Regions from separate parts of the Homo sapiens genome. Here region 2 is linked to region 1. A link is an interaction called in ENCODE POLR2A ChIA-PET data of the cell type or tissue named here. Cell type or tissue: GM12878. All regions are shown on one strand. Links, peaks and the distances in the headings refer to the core of each region. The heading gives the core; the rest is flanking DNA.

The links. Peaks named below come from ENCODE experiments on the same cell type or tissue, not always from the same donor. Only the 100,000 strongest peaks of a DNase experiment are listed, where the experiment ranks them.
Region 2: POLR2A ChIA-PET joins it to region 1 with 6 read pairs; 7 of 35 experiments call an interaction of 5 or more read pairs at or near these places.

Annotation. Positions count from the first base shown.
Region 1 is chr16:8,656,267-8,667,112 of GRCh38, reverse strand. It overlaps a transcript of METTL22 not described here. Among named protein-coding and RNA genes, the nearest start is that of ABAT, 13 kb to the left of the region's middle. In GM12878, for the core only: a CTCF peak has its summit at 5,956 (motif pointing left); no DNase peak of the experiment used is centred there.
Region 2 is chr16:8,814,437-8,825,282 of GRCh38, reverse strand. The region is part of intron 7 of PMM2 (phosphomannomutase 2); the gene reads right to left. Among named protein-coding and RNA genes, the nearest start is that of PMM2, 22 kb to the right of the region's middle. RefSeq lists silencers at 6,038-6,087, 10,611-10,710. In GM12878, for the core only: no CTCF peak of the experiment used is centred there; a DNase peak (open chromatin) is centred at 6,182; H3K27ac peaks cover 866 bases.

The DNA of each region.
Region 1 (10,846 bases), core at 2,594-6,593:
TGAAAATCAGGAGACAGAGCCGGGCGCGGTGGCTCAGGCCTGTAATCCCAGCACTTTTGGGGGCTGAGGTGGGTAGATCAACTGAGGTCAGGAGTTCGAGACCAGCCTGGCTAACATAGTGAAACCCTGTCTCTACTAAAAATACAAAAAACAAAAAAATTAGCTGGGCATGGTGGCAGGTGCCTGTAATCCTAGCTACTAGGGAGGCTGAGGCAGGAGAATCATTTGAATACGAGAGGCGGAGGTTGCAGTGAGCCGAGATGGTACCATTGCACTACAGCCTGGGCAACAAGAACAAAACTCCATCTCAAAGAAAAAAAAAAAAAAAGAAAGAAAGAAAGAAAGAAAAGAAAATCAGGAGACAGCATGGCAGAATGGTTATATCCTCAAACTCTGGAGTTAAAGAGAGTTGGGCTCATATTCTGGCTGTGACGATAAAGAATTACATGACTTTACATAGATGACTTCACTTCTGAGCCTCAGTCCCATCTGTAAAATGGGATGATGATCATAATGTCTGCATCTCAGAGATTTCATGAGTGTTAAGTGGGAGAAGTGCCTTAGAGCACGTAGCAGGCAGTGGCTGGCATGTAGTAAGCACTCAGCAAATATTAGCTATGACCATAAATGTTTTCATAATCATCACTCTTGTAGTTTGGGTTCTCCTAGAAATAGATTCTGAGACAAAGATTTGAGTGCTTTATTTGGGAGGTGATCTCAGGATGATTCCAGGAGATATTGGTGGGTCGATAATAAGGTGTGGGTTATCTAGCAAATAATCACTGTGGGTGACTGCAGCTCCGTTCCATTGGGGAACACTGGGAGCCGGCACAGAACAGTCACTTTAGGATTATCCCACCGTGGAGCAAGGAAGCTGGGGTATTTATACACCAACTACTCCCCGTCATTGGCCAAGAACTGCTTGCTCAGGATGTCAACTCCCCAGCACTTCTGGCCACCTGTCCCTTTCAGGTTGAGCAGACTCTCAGGCAACCAAAGAACACCCTCAGGGTGAGTCTCAGATGATAGAGGCAGGTGAACTTGCAAAGAAATGGAAAATGCTGCACAGATATTGGCTTTTCCTCCTGCACCATCACCTGTGGCCACAGCTAAGGTTCTAAATGCCTCTCTGCTGGGCTATCATAGTCTGTGCTCACTTCTGTAATAGCATTTGTCAACTTCATTAATTCATTCAGTCATTAATTCTGTAGCTCATTCGCACCCTCAGGTATTCATCCATTTACTCACTTATACTTCCACACTTAACTGCTGACTAAATGCTACATGCAGGCCTCAGGCTCCTAAATGGTCTATTCCAGGGGTGTCTCCGCCTGGCCAGGAAGCTCCTTGGGGAGAAGCCCTGGGCCCGATTGGTCTTCTGGTGCCAGGTATTCAGCACAGCGTCTGGCACACAGCAGGGCTCAGGATGTGTTTAATGGAGCTGAAGCAAATTAGAGCCCAGAGTAGGGTTTTTCTCTTCTACAAACTGAGCGTGCTGTGAAGATCCAGGCTTTCTTCAAGCTGGGTACTTGTTAACCAGATGTTTCAAATACCTGTCCTACGAGAAAAGTCTTTGTGAAATGAATCTTGGGAATCCTGGAAGTTTTCAGACACGAAGTGTATGCAAACGCTCAGTCTCCTGCTGAATTCAGAGGCAGCAGAGGGAGGGGCTTTGCCTGGAAGGTGCCAGGCTGTATGCTGGGTCCCAGAGGCAGCTCCTGACTTGGAGTCACCAGGGTTCAAGGTCAGACCCACCGTTCCTTCTCAGGCATTTGTCTCTCTCAGCCTCAGCTATTTTTGTTTTATTTTGTTTTGAGAGAGCGTCTCACTCTCATCACCCAGGCTGCAGTGCGGTCTTGGCTCACTGCAGCCTCGATCTCCTTAACTCAAGTGATTCTCCCACTTCAGACTCTTGAGCAGCTAGGTCTACAGATGTGCACCACTATGCCTGTTTATTATTATTACTTTTTTTGTATTTTTAGTAGATACGGGGTTTCACCATGTTGCCCAGGCTGGTCTCAAACTCCTTAGAGGATACCGTGGAAACTCCTGCCCTAGAGTCAGGCCCATCAGGGCTCCCACCCAGCTTTCTCGCTCACAGACTGTGGGATCCCTAGTGAGTCCCTCCTCCCCAGGGACCCTCAGTTTCTGTGCCTTTAAAGCAGGGTGATACAGTGAGACGTGCCAGACAACCAAGCAGGTGAGATGATTTTCATTCTGATTTCCTGAGCACCTGGCTCAGGTGCGGGCTGCTCTAGGGCCCTGGATAAGGATCTTTGCATGAAAGACCTCAATGTCACATGAACACACATGGATCACTTGAGATGGGTCCTGGGAAAGAGCTTTAGAGTGGGCTAGACGTGGTGGCTCATGCCTGTCATCCCAGCACTTTGGAAGGCTGAGGTGGGAAGATCACTTGAGCCCAGGAGTTTGATACCAGCCCAGGCAACATAAGGAGACCCCATCTTTACAAAAATACAAAAAATAAATAAATTAGCCTGGTGTGGTGGTATGTGCCTAGGTCCTAGCTACTCAGGAGGCCAAGGTGGGAGCACTGCTTGAGCCTGAGAGGCTGAGGCTGTAGTGAGCCGTGATAGCATCACTGCACTCCAGGCTGGGTGGCAGAGCAAGACCCCATCTCAAAAAAAAAATACATAAATAAAATGTAGGCTGGGCGTGGTGGCTCACACTGTAATCCCAACACTTTGGGAGGCTGGGGCAGGTGGATCACCTGAGGTCAGGAGTTCGAGACCAGCCTGGCCAACATGGTGAAACCCTGTCTCTACTAAAAATACAAAAATTAGCTGGGCATGGTGTCACAGGTGAACAGACAGGTGAACTTGCAAAGAAATAGAAAATGCTTGCAAAGAAATAGAAAATGTCTGTGGTTCCACTTACTTGGGAGCCTGAGGCAGGAGAATCGCTTGAGTCCAGGAGCCGGAGGATGCAGTGAGCCGACATCACGCCATTGCACTTCAGCCTGGGAAACAGAGCGAGACTCCATCTAAAAAAAAAAAAAAAATTAAAAAACTTAGAATGCACAAGTGTAAGGAAAGAGGAAAGATCATTGCCTAGCCCAGTGGTTATTAACTGGGGCCATCTAGCCACAGCTGGAGACAGTTTTGGTTGTCATGACTGTGGTCGGGGGTGGGAGACAGGGAGGTGCTCCTGGCATCCGGTGGGTAGAGGCCGAGGGGACTGCTGAATGCTCTACAATGCATAGGACAGTCTCCTATGACATGGGATTACTGAGCCCAACACGTTGGCAGTGCTGAGACTGAGAAACCTCACTCTAGTGTAACTCCTCTAGTCTGACAAATGAAACCCAGAAAGGTCTAAGATGATCCAAGATGTGATCAGCAGACTGACCTTGGGCAAGCTTTAATTTCTCCAAGCCTCAGTTGCTTCATCTGTAAAATGGATGTAAGAATAATAGTACTTACCCCACAGGGCTGTGAAGAGGTTTAAAAGGGATACAGAGTCAGGGCTGGGAAAACACAGGCAGAAAAATAGGAGGAGTGGGAGGACCTCCCCCAGCCTCCAGGTGGGGCCCCCACCTGGGTGGGGCCCCCTCTTGATTTTAGCTCTGAACTCTTCCCCAGGTGACCCTCCCACTGGAACATCCAGGTATGTGTTGTCATAGAAACCTTTCAGGGACGGTGCACTCGAGAGCTTGACTGATTTTTTTTCTCCCCAAAATAACCCACCCTGTCAGTCAAGTAACACTTAGGCGAAGTGGTTAGGCAAGTGAGACTGTTTTACCATCATTAACTGTTGAGCAGGACGCCTACTTGGGGAATTTCCATTCTCCCAAGACACACAGTTAATAGAAATGCAACAGAGATTAATAATAATAGGGAGATGATGATGATGATGGCTTGGCTACCTTTTTTTTTTTTTTTTTTTGAGACGGAGTTTTGCTCTTGTCACCCAGGCTGGAGTGCAGTGGTGCAATCTTGGCTCACTGTAACCTCTGCCTCCCGGGTTCAAGTGATTCTCCTACCTCAGCCTCCCAAGTAGCTGATTATAGGCGCCTGCCATCATGCCCGGCTAATTTTTGTATTTTTAGTAGAGACGGGGTTTCACCATGTTGGCCAGGCTGGTCTCGAACTCCTGACCTCAGGTGATCCACCCGCTTCAGCCTCCCAAAGTGCTGGGGTTACAGGTGTGAGCCACCACGCCTGGTGATGGCTACCATTGCTTGAGCTTTTCTTCCTTGCCCTGTTATATGTTAGGTGCTTGACAGACATTACCAAGTCCAACTTTGAGAAGTAAGTACTAGTAGTGTGCGCATTTTACAGACCAGGATTCTGAGGCTCAGAGAGGTGAGTGTTCGGGCTGGTTTGAGTTCAGATGCCAGGTGCCATGTTCTAACCATCAAGCTTTATTGCCTCTGAGGAACCTCCAGTGGAAAGGGGTGCTGGGGGAAGGCTCTGTTCCTTTTGTCCCTGTCTCCAGGACCCAAACCATCAGCTTCATGCTCTTTCTTGGTGAGCTCTGAAGCTGGAAACTCCACCACCAGTCCATGCATCCCACTGTGAAGGTTGTCACCTTCCTGGTCTAGAAGAAACGCTCCAAAGAAACACCCCCAAGAAACGCTCCCACATGGCTCTAACAGCAGTTGTTTCCTGAAGCCTGAGGCAGGCAGAATAAGACTGTCATCATGTCCCAGCCCTGGCATGTCAAACCCTTCAATCCATCCAAAGACAATGGCACAGCATAAGCTCCAATCCACAAGGCTCCTGGATTCCTTCAGACAAACAATATTCACCCTGGGCAGGGGTCATGGAAAGAGCTCTGGGTTTCCAATGGAAAGACAGAACCGGTGTTAGATCCCACCTCTTGTTACTTCTTTGCTATTTTTATTTTTAGAGACAGAGTCTCGCTCTATTGCCCAGGCGGGAGTGCAGTGGTGCAGTCACAGTTCACTGTAACCTCAAACTCCTGGGCTCAAACAATTCTCTTGCCTTGGCCTCCTGAGTAGCTGGGACTACGGACACGTGCCACTGCACCCAGCTGATTGTTTTTCTTTTGGTAGAGACAGTCTTGGTATGTTGTCCAGGCTGGTCTTGAACTCCTGGACTCAAGTGATCTTCCCACCTCTGTCTCTCAAAGTATTGGGATTATAGGCGTGAGCCACCATGCCAAGCCCATTCTTGCTACTTCTGAGTCCTGTGACCTCAGACAGCCTCTGTAAAGATTCGAGCCTTAGCTTACGTGTCCCTAAAATGGGTACAGGAGGCTGGGCACAGTGGCTCATGCCTGTAATTCCAGCATTTTGAGAGGCCAAAGTGGGAGGATTGCTTGAGGCCGGGAGTTCGAAATCATCCTGGTCAATATAGTGAGACCCTGTCTCTACAAAAATATAATAATAATAGTGATAAAATAAAATAGAATAAAATAATATGAGTACAAAGTTGTTGGGCAGATAAATGAGATCAATTTTAAGTTCTTTTTTTTTTTTTTTTGAGACGGAGTCTCGCTGTGTCGCCCAGGCTGGAGTGCAGTGGCTCAATCTCGGCTCACTGCAAGCTCAGCCTCCTGGGTTCACGCCATTCTCCTCCTCAGCCTCCGCAGTAGCTGGGACTACAGGCGCCCGCCACCACGCCCGGCTAATATTTTGTGTTTTTAGTAGAGACGGGGTTTCACCATTTTAGCCAGGATGGTCTCGATCTCCTGACCTCGTGATCTGCCCGCCTTGGCCTCCCAAAGTGCTGGGATTACAGGTGTGAGCCACCGCGCCCGGCCAACGGTAAGTTCTTAATAAAGGCGGGTTTTATCTGAATTCGGGTTTGGGGCTAGCTGGGTACTGGCGGCTCTCAGAACTCACGTGCTGCTGTACAATGTATAGCAGGTTAGTTAGGGTCCCCCGAGAGTCACTGTAGACCCACACGTTGGCATGGCTGCCAGGACTGATGATTACCTTGGATTCCTTTCTGGCACGTCTGGCCCTGGATTCATGAGGCTGGGGCACCACCTTGTGGTGAGAATCCTGCCAGGGGCCAGCAGGGACGCAAGGTGCCTGACGGCCCTGCTTCCCTCAAGCCGCGGAACCTGGGGGAGGAGAACATGACATCCAGACCCTTTGGGAGACTTGAAGCCAAGACCAAACTCATCACCTGTCTTCCCCACTGGTCGGGCCAGAGTCCGGATCCCTGGTAGCTCTGGGTTTCCGTTCACTCATCCGCTCACCCACTCAGCACAGCTCCTCCTCCTCCTCCTCCTCCTCCTCCTCTTCCTCCTCCTCCTCCTCTTCCTCCTCCCCCTCCTCCCCCTCCTCCCCCTCCTCCTCCTCCTCCTCCTCCTCCTCCTCCTCCTCCTCCTCCTCCTCCAAGACTTGCCCACTTGCCGGCCCAATCTCCCCACCTGAAGCAGCGACCGCCCTCATTCACACTCTTCCAGCCCCCGATGGCTCTATTGTTCTTTCTAGTACTTACCAACACTGCCAAGGCTATAATTCTCAAACCATTAAAACATAATTATCTTAAAGTCAGTAGTGAGTATGTATTAAAAGTCTTATTTACTTTACTAATGAGGGCCTAGGCACAATGACAAAGCTGGCTCCAATGAGAATTCGAAAAACAGGGATTCTTCTAGGAAGTAGGAAAAATGAGGAGATAAAATTGCCATATTATGCTGGGCGCAGTGGGTCACACCTGTAATCCCAGCACTTTGGGAGGCCGAAGCAGGCGGATCACTTGAGGTCAGGAGTTCGAGACCAGCCTGGCCAACATGGTGAAACCCCCATCTCTACTAAAAAAAAATACAAAAATTAGCCAGGTGTGGTGGTGTGCGCTTGTAGTTCCAGCTTGGGAGGCTGAGGCACGAGAATTGCTTGAATCCAGAGGGCGGAGGCTGCAGTGAGCTGAGATCACACCACTGCACTCCAGCCTGGGCAACAGAGTGAGACTCCATCTCAAAACAAACAAACAAAAAAACAAAAACAAAAACAAAAACAGGCCATGTTACACATAAAGTCAGTTAATGTCCTACAGGGCAAAAATCACTGTACCCTTTGGGGTGATTTTCCTACTAGACAGAAGAGAAAAGCATCACATGATTTCAGTTCAACAGAAATGAAAAATGTGGCCAGATGTGGTGGCTCACACTTATAATCCTAGCATTTTGTGAGGCTGAGGTGGGAGGATGGCTTGTGCTCAGGAGTTTGAGACCAGCCTGGGCAACATAGTGAGACCCCGTCTCTACAAGAAATACAAAAAATTAGCTGGGTATGGTGACTTGTGCCTGTAATCCCAGCTACTTGGTGGGGCTGAGGTGGGAGGATCGCTTGAGCCCAGGAGGTCGAGGCTGCAGTGAGCCAAGACTGCGCCACTGCACTCCAGCCTGGGTAACAAGGTAAGACGCTGTCTGGAAAAAAAAAAAGCGAAGTCCTTGCGCCCTAATCAATTTAATCAATTGTATACACAAGTGCTGCACTGTCCTGATGGCTCTAGCATGCAGTCACCTTTTTGCCTCACTTGTAGCTTTTGGACTGTGGTTCTTTACACTACCTGACATTATATTTTGCATTTATTTGTTTATTGCAGGTTGCCTCCTCTAGAATGTAGGCTTCGTGAGGTCAGACAGGTGTAATGCCTGGCTCCCTGCTGCCTCCCAATACCTCATAAATATCCAGCATGTGGACACTCCTTGGTAGATATTTGCAGAATGGCTGGGAGGGTCAGGCTGGGCAATTCATATGATGCCAGCTCTGTCATTCCAGGACTCATGATCTGGTGAAGGATGGATGATTATCATACCAAGTTTTTTTTGTTCGTTTTTTTTTTTTTTCCTCATTCTGTTGCCCAGGCTAGAGTACAGAGGCGCAATCTTGGCTCACTGCAACCTCTGCCTCCCAGGTTCAAGCAATTCTCCCTTCTTAGCCTCACAAGTAGCTGGGACTACAGGGGCACACCACTGTGCCCAACTAATTTTTGTATTTTTAGTACAGATGGGGTTTCACCATGTTGGCCAGGCTGGTCTCGAACTCCTGACCTCAAGTTATCTGCCCACCTTGGCCTCCCAAAGTGCTGGGATTACAGGTGTGAGCCAGCGTGCCTGGCTGATTATCACACCAAGTTTTAAATGGGCTGTGGACACTGGGGAAGGCTTTGTGGAAGAAGGGGCAGGGGAGAGGGGCTGGGTGGGTGGTTTGAGAGGGTGAGGAGGGGTTGCATTAAGGCACATGGCCAAGAGAGTGGTGCATTCTCGGAGTGGGGAGGATTCAATATGGTGGATGAGATGGGGCTGGGAAGGGAGGCAGGGGCCAGGCCTTGGAGGGCCTTGTGGGCCCTGCAAAGGGATTTGGGCTTTGTGCAATGACCTCCCAGAGTGGGTGTCTACAGTAGAGCCTTGACGTGCACTCTGGTCAAATCTGGACTGAAAAGCCAAGTCCCCGCCCTCCCAAAGACGGAGATATGTTAATAGCAGGAAGATCTTTCGGTATATTTACATGCTGGAGAGTAAATATTTTCAAAGATCCCTCACAGCATCTCAGGATATCCTTCTGACCGATGCCAAGTATTCACCTGAGGATATGAGGCATACCATGTCCACCTAGCTCTTCTGGAGCCGAGGAGCAACCGGGCTTCAGCCAAGATCTTTGAGATTGAGCCTGGGGACTTCCTCCCCATTCCCTGTCTCCTTCAGCTTTGCAGTGGCTTGTAGTGTTTCTTTACCATGAGGTGCACATTTCTGAGCCTATATCCCTTGGGTTCTGGATGAGTTTGCTTTGGTAACAAATGACCACAAACTGGGGGATTAAAACAGTGGAAATGGATTATTTCAGTTCTGTAAACCAGAAGTCCGCAATCAAGGTGTCAGCAGGGACTCACGCCTCCAAAGGCTCAAGGGGAGGGTTCTTCCTTGCCTCTTCCAGTTTCTGGTGATCCCGGGTGCTCCTTCATGTGGCAGCATCACTCTGATCTCTGCCTTCATAGGCCATCTTCACTGTGGTTCTCAAATCTCCCTCTCCTTTCTCTTATAAAGACATCAGGGGCAGAGCACGGTGGCTCATGCCTATAATCCCAGCACTTTGGGAGGCCAAGGTGGGAGGATTGCTTGAACTCGGGAGTTTGAGACCAGCCTGGGCAACATGGTGAAACCCCGTCTCTGCTAAAAACAGACAAAATTAGCCAGGCATGGCGTCACACGCCTGTATCCCAGCTACTCAGGAGACTGAGATGGGAGGATAGCTTGAGTCCAGGAGGTTGAGGCTGCACTGAGCTATGATCACACCACTGAACTCCAGCCTGGGTGACAGAGAGAAACCTTGTCTCAAAAAAAAAAGAAAGAAAAGAAAAGAAAAAAGAAGGACACCAGTCATTAGATTTAGGACCCGCCCTAAATCCAGGACGACTGTCAAGACCCTTAACTTAATTAGATCTGCAAAGACCCCTTTCTCAAATGTTTCCAAGTTTCCCATTCATAGGTTCTGGGGTTTAGAACGTGGACATAGCTTGTTTAGGGCCACCATTCAACCCACTATAGTTTCAAAAAGGTGGAAAACATCCTTTGTCTTCAGTTTCTCAGGACTGACTGAAATTGTTTTGAACTCCATATAGTAGACGAAAAGGAACCTGGTTTTATGGGGGACAAGTCTTCCTGCCTTTAGTTAAAGAGGGACAGGACAAAGGCTGAAACCACAGGCAAAGCTATTGTTGGTGTTTTGCAAACTTCAGCCCCCAAGATCACCATCTTTGTGACATTTGCTATTCCTGCTTCCCACTTACATTATTACTTAATATTGTATTTAACTACGCACAAATTATTAACTTAGCCTCAACCGAGAATAATATCCTTCATGTCCCTGGTTTTCAAATGCAAGATACATTTTTCTCCCAGAATACACAAAACAGGGCATGATGGTGTGGTTCAACAACTGGACTAGCTTGGAGGGTGACTTCAAACAGGTTTTGTGAGGTCTTGTAATGACATCGATCCTCCCTGAAGTGGCATCTTCCTCTCTTATCTTGCTGTAAGAAGGGCTCAGCTGTGGTTTAGATGTCTGTTCCCTCCCAAACAACTCATGATGAAGTGTATTCCTATTGTAACAGTATCAAGAGGTGGGACTTTTAAGAGGTGATTAGGGCAAGAGGACTCTGTGGATTAATCCTGTTATCACCAGAGTGGGTTTGTCTTCTCGGGAGTGGGTTCCTTATAAAAGGACGAGTTTGACCCATGTTTACTTCTCTCTCGTTCTCATCCTCTCTTTACTGTTCTACCATGTGGCGCCTTCTGCTGTGCTATCATGCAGCAAGAAGGCCCTTGCCAGATGCTGGCCTTTAGCTCTTGGACCTCCCAGCCTCAGAACTGTGAGCCAATACATTTCTGTTAATTACGTTACCCAGTCTGTGGTGTTCTGTTATAGCAGCACAAAATGGAGTAAGACAGCTTCCTGGGTTGTCAGGAGGGCATTGGAGCCGCAGGGCACAGCCCAGCCCAGGCCAGCACTGCTGGAACATCACTCACTGCAGATGAAGGTGGAGTGACAGGGACTGGCTGCTCTCCTGCTGAGGTAACTGGAGTCTCAAACCTCCTCTCCCATCTTCACAGCCCACACAGCTGTTTTCTCAGAAGCAGAGAATCTTACTCTGCAAGTTCACATTAGAATCCCTGTGTCCCAGGTTTTGCCTAGTGGCTGTGCTGGAGCTTAATCTTTGCTTCTCCAATAGTTAGTTGTGCAGTTGGTGCCTGAGGTCTACTCACGCAGGTCTGTGGGGGAAGTGGGGAAAAGGCCCTCAGGGTACAAATAAAATCATTTAGGAAGTGGGGGTGGAGGAAAGGACTAATCCCTGGAAGTGGCATCCTGCTACATACATGTCAATAGGATAAACTTCAAAATGCT
Region 2 (10,846 bases), core at 4,299-8,298, 160 kb before region 1:
GAGGTGGGTGGATCACGAGGTCAGGAGATCAAGACCATCCTGGCTAACATGGTGAAACCCCGTCTCTACTAAAAAATACAAAAAATTAGCCAGGCGTGGTGGCACACGCCTGTAGTCCCAGCTACTCGGGAGGCTGAAGCAGGAGAATGGCATGAACCCAGGAGATAGAGCTTGCAGTGAGCTGAGATCGTGCCACTGTACTCCAGCCTGGGCAACAGAGCGAGACTCCACCTCAAACAACAACAAAAACAAAACTAGCTTTAGCATTAAAGATGCACTAATGCGAGATAAAATTTGGTTTTCTCTTTTGAAGAATATTTTTATGTAATATTGACAGAGAGAGACAATGAAAGATTTTTATTTGGCTTTGGAGTAAACTATTAAAAAAAATAAAAGAAAGATTCAGTTGGCCTCATGCTATCTTCACTGGGTTTTGTTGTTTAGAAAGCTGAGTCTTCTCTCTATCAGAGTAAAGGTTTTTCCTGTTACAAAATGTTTGAGTTATCATTGTGGCTAAATGAATTACTTATGGTGACCTGGGATTCTACTTTGTGATATCTAGTGTTTCAAACCTTTGATATTTAACAAACTTCCCAAGATCAAATTCTAAGTTAAAAAAAAAAAGTCCCCTAAAGTCCAAAAGAGGCATATTTGGCTTATTTGGTGTATTAAAATTATGTAGGAAGCACTGTCAAATATAAAAAAGTGTTTAACTTTCTTTGGGTTTATAGTCGTATAACTATGTTATTAGTATGTGTTACAAAATTGTGTAAGACTCCTATAATTCTGATACGTCTCAGTATATGTTATGAGTAATAATTATAACTGTTCTGTTAAACTGTGTGTCACAGAGATGACCAGATTTCCTTGTTGACTGCATCTTTAACTACGGCTGTCCTGAGACTTTTGTTACCCACAGGCAGTTGCTGTCTTGGTTTTATCCTTTTCAAAAGGCAGTTTATAATCAGATATAGTACTCTAATGGGTACTCTTGAATGCAGGTCTCTGATAACTTTACAAATTGTGCCATTGGAATGGAGGAAAAAAAACTTCTAGGATCCTCATGGAGAGCTGATGTGTTAAACATTGTTAATCCTTTTGTTTTTCAGAGTCCAGAAAACTATTTTTCTTTTGAGCTATTTACAACTTTAACAATTGAGTTAAAGTATACTTCTGTGAGCAAAATTTAGAGCATATTGCCTTCTCTCTGATTTCTCCAGAATTTGGAAACTATTTGTGAGTATTCTCAACTTATGGCAGTATAATTATTTGTGCAAGGGCAGTAACAATCTGTTTTCTTTTGTAATAGGATACAATTAGAGATGCCGGTTACTTTACCAAGGCTTTGACTGGTACGACATACTTTCAAATATAAACAGACTGCTTTAAGGAACAAAGTTGACTAACAGAGCCAATAGAAGTCCCTTGGAAAAGCTGGCCTCATACCTTGTCTACACAGTCCCTGTACGGGGTTCCTGAACTGTGGTAAATAAAGACCGTCACTTTTTGACAGGCCCAGGAGCCCCAAATTATCTTAGGACCATGAGAAGAAAAAATTTCACCCAACTCATACAGGTTTATCTTTGCAGGTATAGTAGATAAATCCATGGCTGGGCTCGAGGCTTTAAAAAAGTCTAACCTGAGATTTCTTATGGAACAAAGTTTCAGCAAAGCCAATTTTAAAAACAGCCTATCTGGCAAACAATTATTCTTGCTTTACTTTATACAAATAATCAGGCCAAGCTTAATAAGACTATGACTTATTTTGCAAGTAAACTTGTCCTACTACGGTTTGTCTTTAATAAAAATAAGGATGGGAGAGGGAAAAAAGTGTTTCAAAAAACTATGATACACCCTGCTGTTAGATTCTAGTCTTGTCCTTTGTTCTTGAGTTTTTATTATTTCCTGCAATTTGGACTAAATCCTGAATTCTCTGTGGGCTACAATTCCCAAACTAATGCTTTCAATTTTTTTTTCCCACTTTTCTGACTTGGACTCAATTAAATTGCTACTACCTTTTTCCTGAGGCCCTGCAAGCTGAAGCTTATTCTTTGTAATACAGATGACAAAAACATGTCAAATTGCCACTGCCTTCCTCCTCTATAACTAAAGATGCCTAGCCCATCTCCAGTGCCATCTCTTGATAATGGAAACAGCTGTTTAACTGAACTGATCTAGTCTTAGGACTAGGAAAACTGACTAAAAAGATAAGGATGAGTATATTTAAATTTCCTCTTTCCTGTCTACCCCAATCTGTCTGTCTAACAACCTCTGACCCAAATCTCTCTCTGCTAGTAACCCCATGTCTGATTGGTTCTTGGAGCTATTTACCTGGGTCCCTCAGAGCTTAGGATCAATTCTACAAAAGCTTCTGAAGCCAGGACTTTCACTCTTTATCCTAGGACTCATTTGTTAAAACTATAGATGAGAATACTAATGCCTTTGTCATGCAGGCCTTCAAACCCTAACCAGGAACCCCTGAGTAGAAGCAGACAGCTGCAAAGTGGTTTCACTCCTCCTACCTTTGGGTCAACACCTACCCTGACTACGCTCCCTGTCAGCAGAAAGAAGCTAGAGCGGTTATCACTCTTTTCCCATCTTCATATCCCACAGTATGAAGTATTAGGAATAAGGTATTATAAAACCCAACAGGAGGAACTGAAACTGTCTTTGCAAAAATTTTAACTGAGAAAATTATGATGGTGACCTAAATGACTCCATCTTGCTTCTAACTTCCAAGATGTCCTTGTTCATTCCTGGATGCAGACCAAACTAACCTTGGGAGGAATTCAGTTTATAGTTTAACTTTGAAACAATGCCGGTAACAGCCCTTTCCCTGAAATAAACCCCCTTCTTGCCTGGGGACCAGTCTGCCTTTGTAGGACTAACAAATTAGCTACAAGAGTCTGAACCTCCCCAAATTGCTCCTGAAAATAATATCACTGTCATAAAACCTAAGATTGTGCCTGAGATATTTTGTAGACCCTGTGTTCTGATGCAGTATCTGATGCCACACAGACAGGTAATCTGGCTCAACCAGCTCTTTGATCCCACCAGGAACAGAAGATAGCAAGAAAAACTCACTTCCACCCCCTATGATTTCATCTCCAAGCCGACCAATCAGCAATCTCCACTTCCCAAGCCCCTACCCAGCAAGTTATCCTTAAAAACTCTGATCCCCAAATTCTTGGAGAGGCTGATTTGAGGAATAATAAAACTCCAGTCTCCTGTACAGCCAGCTCTGCGTGAATTACCCTTTGTCTACTGCAACTCTCCTGTCTTGATAAATCGGCTCTTGTCTAGGCAGTGGGCAAGGAGAACCTGTTGGGCAGTTACAGGGCCAATGAGACAAGAGCCTGCTCTGAAATGGCGTAGAGCAGTAGTGGCTCTCCCTGGCTAGAGTCCCTGGGGATGCCTTAAAAATGCTTGTTTGGGGCATGGCCCAAGCCCAGGGTCATGATGTTTTGAAAGTGATCAGGTGATTCCAATATATATCCAGGGCTGAGCACCAGTGACTTAGAATCTAGGAAAAAACACCCCTTGGCTTGGGGGCGAGGGTGGAACCTGAGCTGGCCAAGGGGCTAGTGGCCCTAGGGCGAGTGACCCTTGGGTCTGTTGACGGCTCTGAGCACAGCCCTCTCATTTCACCTCTCCGGCCTTCAAGGGCAGAGGAGACAGCTCTGTGACGGATCTGGGCCTGGAATGCCCACAGGAGATGCCGATTCTGCGGACATCAAGGGGCTCCCTGGAAGGCCAGCCCCACTCCAGGGGTTTGAAGCCAGTGTCTCCCTGAATGAAAGAGCTTCAGCACAGACACAGGCAGGGATGCTCACTCTGTGGGCTGGTTGTTAGCCACAGTCCTATTCCTGGGACCAACACCCAGGGCCATGGACTCTGTGGAGTCTGGCACTCAGGAGGAAGGTGGGCTAGCAGGAACATCTGAAGCTCGTGGCTCCCATGCATGACACCCTGCTTCCTGGCCTCCCACACAGGAGCGGGTGGGACATCTCCACCAGGCTGAGAACCTCTCATCAATTTCTGCCAGTCAGTTCTGGAAGCTGACTGTGGGAGCGGCAATTCACTCAGGGTCCCTCCAGGAGTGAGGGACTCACATGTTAAGAAGCTAAGTCTGCCACCAGCCACACAAGAAGACCTGGGTCTCAAATCATGTGGTCCCAGCAATAAGTAGTAAGACAGATCTATCCACAGAATCCATTCTGTGCCCTCCTTAGCCTTGAGTCCTGAAAGAGCTACAGATGCTAGGCATGGTTAAGTCCAGGATCGCAAAGGCCAACTGCCATCCAAAGCCTAACTTGGAACCTGAGGACAGGAGGACATGGTTCACTAATTCACGCTCTAATGAACTGTTGGAAGGTGTGTAGGAAGGTGCTCACTCACAAGGATGGCCCTTCACTGAGGGACTTGGCAGGCTCCAATCTCTTAGGAAAATCTCAATAACAGATGAGCCTTTGAATAACTTTCTTAGAAAGTGAAGGAAGCAGACGCTGGTTGTGGACCAGGCCAAAGATGCATGTCCCAGCTGCCTTTCCTGAGTCAGGCCCTGCGTCACCCACTTTCCTCAGATGCCTTCACTTCATTCTCATATGACTCCTTCAGAAGAGCAACTGTGGTCGGGAGTGGTGGCTCACGCCTGTAATTCCAGCACTTTGGGAGGCCAAGGTGGGCGGATCACTTGAGGTTAGGAGTTCAAGACCAGCCTGGCCAAGATGGTGAAACCCCGTCTCTACTAAAAATACAAAAATTAGCCAGGCGTGGTGGTGGGCACCGGTAATCCCAGCTACTCAGGAGGCTGAAGTGGGAGGATCACTTGAGCCCAGGAGTTCAAGATTACAGTGAACCAAGATTGCGCCACTGCACTCCAGTCTGGGTGACAGAGTGAGACCTTGTCTCAGGAAAAAAAAAAAAAAAAAGAAGAACTGTGTCCTCACTGGGCTGACGAGGTCACTGTCACTGTCCTCACTGTCACAAGGTCACTGGTGAATGGTGGGGCCAGATCTGGGTCAACATGGTCCACACTGATACAAACCTCTTTTAAGCTAATTTTGTTTTTCTTTATTTGTTTATTGAGACAGAATTTCACTCTGTTGCCCAGCCTGGAGTGCAATGGCACAATCTCAGCTCACTGCAACCTCCGCCTCCCGGGTTCAAGCGCTTCTCCTGCCTCAGCCTCCTGAGTAGCTGGGATCCAGGCATGCGCCACCACGCCCAGCTAATTTTTGTATTTTTAAGCTAATTTTAAAGGCAGATCTTCCTTATTAACATTTCTGGAGAATAAAATGTTGCACAATTTACTTAAAAGGAAGGCAGGTAGCATGTTAGAAGCGATGTAGGAGAATGACAGAGGCGAGGCTTTCAGATCCCAGCTTAGTCTCTGACTAGCTGAGACCCTGGACTTCCCACTGTGCTTCCTCTGTAAGAGGGAGGATGCTGCTGTCTCCCCTGGGAGCATGTACAACATAAGTGTCCAGCTCAGGGTCTGACACTGAGGAAGTGCTGGAAGATTTACATTTCCTCCCTTTTTTCAATTTTTAAAAATTTTTAATTTTTATTGTTTTTTTTTTTTTTAAGAGACGAGGTCTCGCTCTGTTGCCTAGGCTGGAGTGCAGTGGCGCAATCGTGGCTCACTATAATCTTGAACTCCTAGGCTCAAGTAATCCTCCCACTTCAGCCTCCCTAGTAGCCAGGATTACAGGGATTACTCAGATCCTTTTCTCAAGTTGATTTAAAAATTTTATTTTTCAATAGATAGCACATTCATATAGTTCAAACATATTAAGAAAGAGTTAAGACCTAGGTGGCAATTCTCTCTCCTGTCCTCCCCACCCCCACAGTAACCTCTGTAAATTTCATCCATTCAGACTCCTTTTATGCATTTATAAGCTAACAAAAAGAGAAATTCCTTTGCCCTCTTTAGACAAAAATGTAGCCAGCACATTACTTATATTGTCCTGCACTTTGCTTTGATCACCTAACAAAAAGCCCTAGAGATGGGTCCACATGGACTCTTTTTACAGCTACATGGCATCCCAGTGCAGAGACAGACCACTGTCATGTGGCCAGCCTCCTGAGGAGCAGCGGGGCTGTCCCCAACCCTGAACCCTCTGCGTGAGTCTTTCACACATGCTTGAGTGCACTGATAGCCAAATTACCCAAAATGGAAGCGTCAAGTCAAAAACCAAACCAGCTGCTTGATATTCATGAAGTGTTAGAATGTTTTCATGTTGCAACTGCCTTAAAGCCAAGATGACTTTTACAGAAAGCATGGGTAAGTACAGGTTCTCTTGCCTGCGAATTCAGAGTGGCTGAGGGTGATCCAGCCAGGGTGGTTTCTGGAAAGCCATGCAGAGCCATGTGTGGTGTGTGCTCTCTGCCCTTGCCGTCTCTCTCTCTCTGCAACAAACCAAGGTACTCCATGCCAGGCCCAGGGCCTCCATGCTGAACTCAGAGCCAGATTTTAAGAAACACTGGCTTTTGTGGCTGATGGGAAGAATGACAGGGTTTCTGAAGATGGCAAATATTTTGAAAAGCAACGGCCAACGCCACACTTCCTCACTCTGCTCTCGAGTTGCTCCAAGCAGATGGCACCCTTTATGTAACACCAGACTCTGCCTCCTGGAGGCTGTGCTGCTGGAAGAGGCTGCTAAGCCTCAGGGCCTGGCTGAGAAATGGCTTTTTTACTGACAGCCTCAGCTCAGGATCACTTCCCTGGACGCCGGCAAAAACATCAAACTTCATTAGGAAAGGAAAAAACCCCAGCTTTCTAAATGTCTATCACTGAAAATGCAAAGTGTAAGGCTAGTATTTGGATTGCTCTGCACCTGAAGTTTCAAGAACTGATAGGTTGTTTGAAGGTTTACATGGCTGGACTGCTAATTTCCATTTCTAGAAAACCGCTGACGAAAAGGATCAGGGATGGGGGCAAAGAATCGTGCAAGAATGTTCACCACAGCATTAGTTATGATAGCAAAACCCCTTAAACCACCCAACGTGCCTCTGCAAGGGAGGTGAGTAACTGATGCCTAATGAGAGAATATTATACAGCCATTAAAAATCTTCTTTGCGCCAGGCGCAGTGGCTCACGCCTGTAATCCCAGCACTTTGGGAGGCCGAGGCGGACGGATCACGAGGTCAGGAGATCATGACCATCCTGGCTAACATGGTGAACCCCATCTCTACTAAAAATACAAAAAATTAGCCGGGCGTGGTGGTGGGCACCTATAGTCCAAGCTACTCGGGAGGATGAGGCAGGAGAATGGTGTGAACCCGGGAGGTGGAGCTTACAGTGAGCCGAGATCACGCCACTGCACTCCAGCCTGGGTGACAGAGCAAGACTCTGTCTCAAAAAAAAAAAAAAATCTTCTTTGCAAAGAATATTCACTAATATGATAAAAATAAAATACGTTAAGAGAAAGAAAACTAAAACTAAAACAACATGTAAGGATCCCACTTTTGGGATCATATACATAGAAAGGCTGGGACATTGTTGGATGATTATAGGTGACTTTCTTTTTCTTCTTCGTACTTTCTCTAATTTTCTATAATGAATGCACAGGTTAATTTACAATTGGGGGAAAGCTTCCATTAAATAATACTCATTTTTTAAAACGTAGGTAAGATTTTAAAAATAGAATCCAGGCATGGTAATGCAATGGTTAAACAGAATAGAAAACCCTCTAATTCCCAAATGAAGAATTCCCAAAATAAGTCATTTTCTGATTATCCAAGAACTGCATTCCATTCTGCAAAGTCCCAACTGAGGCTTCTAAATGGCTATTTACATGAAGCAAGAATGTCATCATTACAGAACAATCTGCTGTCGTGTGTCTTAATAGCTCTCCTCTCTGTCTACAAGAAATGGCACCAAGCTAGAGAAGGACTGAGGAAGCTTCCGGGCATCCCTTAGATCCTAGGTGTCATTTCATTAGCTTAATTTTTTTAAAGACATGAAGTCAGACGGTGATCTTTTTCAAAGCCTGCACTGAAAGCATTTCTGCATCAAAAGCATTTCAACAAAAGGATGTGGTTATAAAACCATATGTAACTGTCATTAAGAACAAACCTGAATGCTACACCTCCTTCAAAGTACCCAGTTCATCTGGGATTTAGAACAAGATCTTTCTACCCCACTGAGAGAGAGCTTATCGTAGTGGAAAGCACACTCATTTAAACAGCAGGTATCACCAGCTGTGGTAGTGCACGCCTCTAATTCCAGCTACTTGGGAGGCTGAAGCGGGACAATTGCTTGAACTCAGGAGTTGGAGTACAGCCTGGGCAACACAGCAAGACCCTGTCTTTATTTTATTTTATTTTAAACAGCAGGTATCTCTTTGTGATCCTGATTTCAATTATTTTGGATATATATCTCTAAGTGGAACTGCTGGATCATATGGCAGTTCTATTTTTAATTTGAGGAACCACTATGTAGTTTTCCATCATAGCTATGACATTTAACATTTCCCACAACAGTGTACAAGGGTTCTAATTTCTCCACACCCTCGCCAACATTTATTTTATCTTTTTGAGACCGAGTTTCGCTCTTGTTGCCCAGGCTGGAGTACAATGGCACAATCTCAGCTCACTGCAACCTCCACCTCCCGGGTTCAAGCAATTCTCCTGCCTCAGCCTCCCAAGTAGCTGGGATGACAGGTGTGCACCACCATGCCCAGCTAATTTTGTATTTTTAGTAGAGACGGGGTTTCTCCATGTTGGTCAGGCTGGTCTCGGAACTCCTGACCTCAGGTGATCCGCCCACCTTGGCCTCCCAAAGTGCTGGGATTATAGGTGTGAGCCACCGCACCCAGCCACCAACATTAAAAAAAACAAAATTAGCCATCCTGGCCCAGTGTGGTGGCTCACGCCTATAAGCCTAGCACTTTGGGAGGTCAAGGTGGGTGGATCACTTCAGGTCATGAGTTCGAGACCAGGCTGGCCAACATGGTGAAACCCCATTTCTACTAAAAATACAAAATTAGCTGGGCATGGTGGCGGGCGCCTGTAATCCCAGCTACTCGGGAGGCTGAGGTATAAGAATAGCTTGAACTCAGGAGGCAGTGGTTGCAGTGAGCCAAGATCGCATCACTGCACTCCAGCCTGGGTGACAGAGCAAAACTCCGTCTCAAAATAAAATAAAATAAAATGGCCATCCTGGCAGGTGTGAGGTTTATCTCATTGTAGTTTTGATTTGCATTTCCCTGAACACTGATGTTGAGCCTTTTTTTATATACCCACTGGCCATCTGCATGTCTTCTTTGGAGAACTGTCTATTCAAGTCCTTTGCTCATGTTTTAAATTGTTTTTTTTTTTGCCATTGAGTTGTTGGAGTTTCTTATACATTTTGGATACTAGCCCTTTTATCAGATATATGGTTTGCAAATATTCTCTTCCCCTCTGTAGGTTGCTTTTTCATTCTGATTATTTCCCTTGCTGTGCAGACACTTTTTAGTTTGACGTTGTCCAACTTGTTTGTTTTGCTTTTGTTGCCTGTGCTTTTGGTGTCACATCTAAAATATCATTGCTTTTTCCCTATGTTTTTTTTCTAGGAGTTTTACAGTTTCAGGTCCTGTGTTTAAGTCTTTAATCCATGGGTAGATGGCCAAAAGGACGAAGTCAGGATCTCAGAGAGGTATCTGTACCCCCGTGTTCACTGAAGCATTATTCATAATGGCCAAGATACGGAAACAACTCATGTGTCTACTGACAGAAGAATGGATCAAGAAAATGGAGTATATTCTGACCGGGCACGCTGGCTCACGCCTGTAATCCCATCAATTTAGGAGGCCAAGGCAGGTGAATCTCTTGAGGCCAGGAGTTCGAGACCAGCCTGGCCAATGTGGCAAAACCCTGTCTCTACTAAAAATACAAAAATTAGCCGGGCGTGGTGGCAGGCTCCTGTAATCCCAGCCACTAATCGGGAGGCTGAGGCACGAGAATCACTTGAACCAGGGAACCAGGGAGGTGGAGGTTGCAGTGAGCCAAGATGGTGCCACTGCACTCTAGCCTGGGCGACAGAGCGAGATTCTGCCTCAAGAAAAAAAAAAAAAAAAGAAAGAAAATATAGTGTATTCATACCATGAAACATTATTCCGCCTTAAAAAATAAGGAAACTTGCCATTTGTGCCAGCATGAGTAAACTGAGAAGACATACTGAGTGAATAAGCCCCTTACAGAAGGATGAATACTGCATGATTCCCCTTGTATCAGATATCTAAAGGTGCTAAAGTCATATAAGCAGAGAAAAGAACGGTGGTTGCCAGGGACGGGGCGGTGGAGGAGGGAGATGGAGAGTTGTTGTTCAATGGGTGTAATGTCTCAGTTATGTAAGATGTGTAAGTTCTACAGATCTGTTGGACAAACAGAAGTGCCTATAGTTAACAATACTGTATTGTACACTTAGAAACTTGTTAAGAGGGAATATCTCATGTTAAGTGTTCTTATAACAATAGCAACAAAAAAATCCCAAACCGCCCCCAAAACCAAAGAGGCACAATGATTAAACTCACGAAACTGTGAGCGTTAAATATGTACAGCTTTTGCTGATCAATTATACCTCAATAAAGCTATTTAAAACATACAAAGAACAGGTAGACTTCTTCTGGTGCCACCAGCTCTGTCATTAGCCGTGTGACCTTCGGCAAATCCCTTACCCTTTATGGGTTTCAGTTTTATCATTCTGAAAATAAGTAACAAGCCTCTACTACCACTGTGTACCCCTCATGCTGGAAGACTGTGACGTGGGGACCCTGCTGAAAAGCAAATCTTTCATGGGTAGATCTTAGCAGTGCAGCAAGGATTTTGGAGTGGACCAGAGATCAGAGGGATGAGAAAC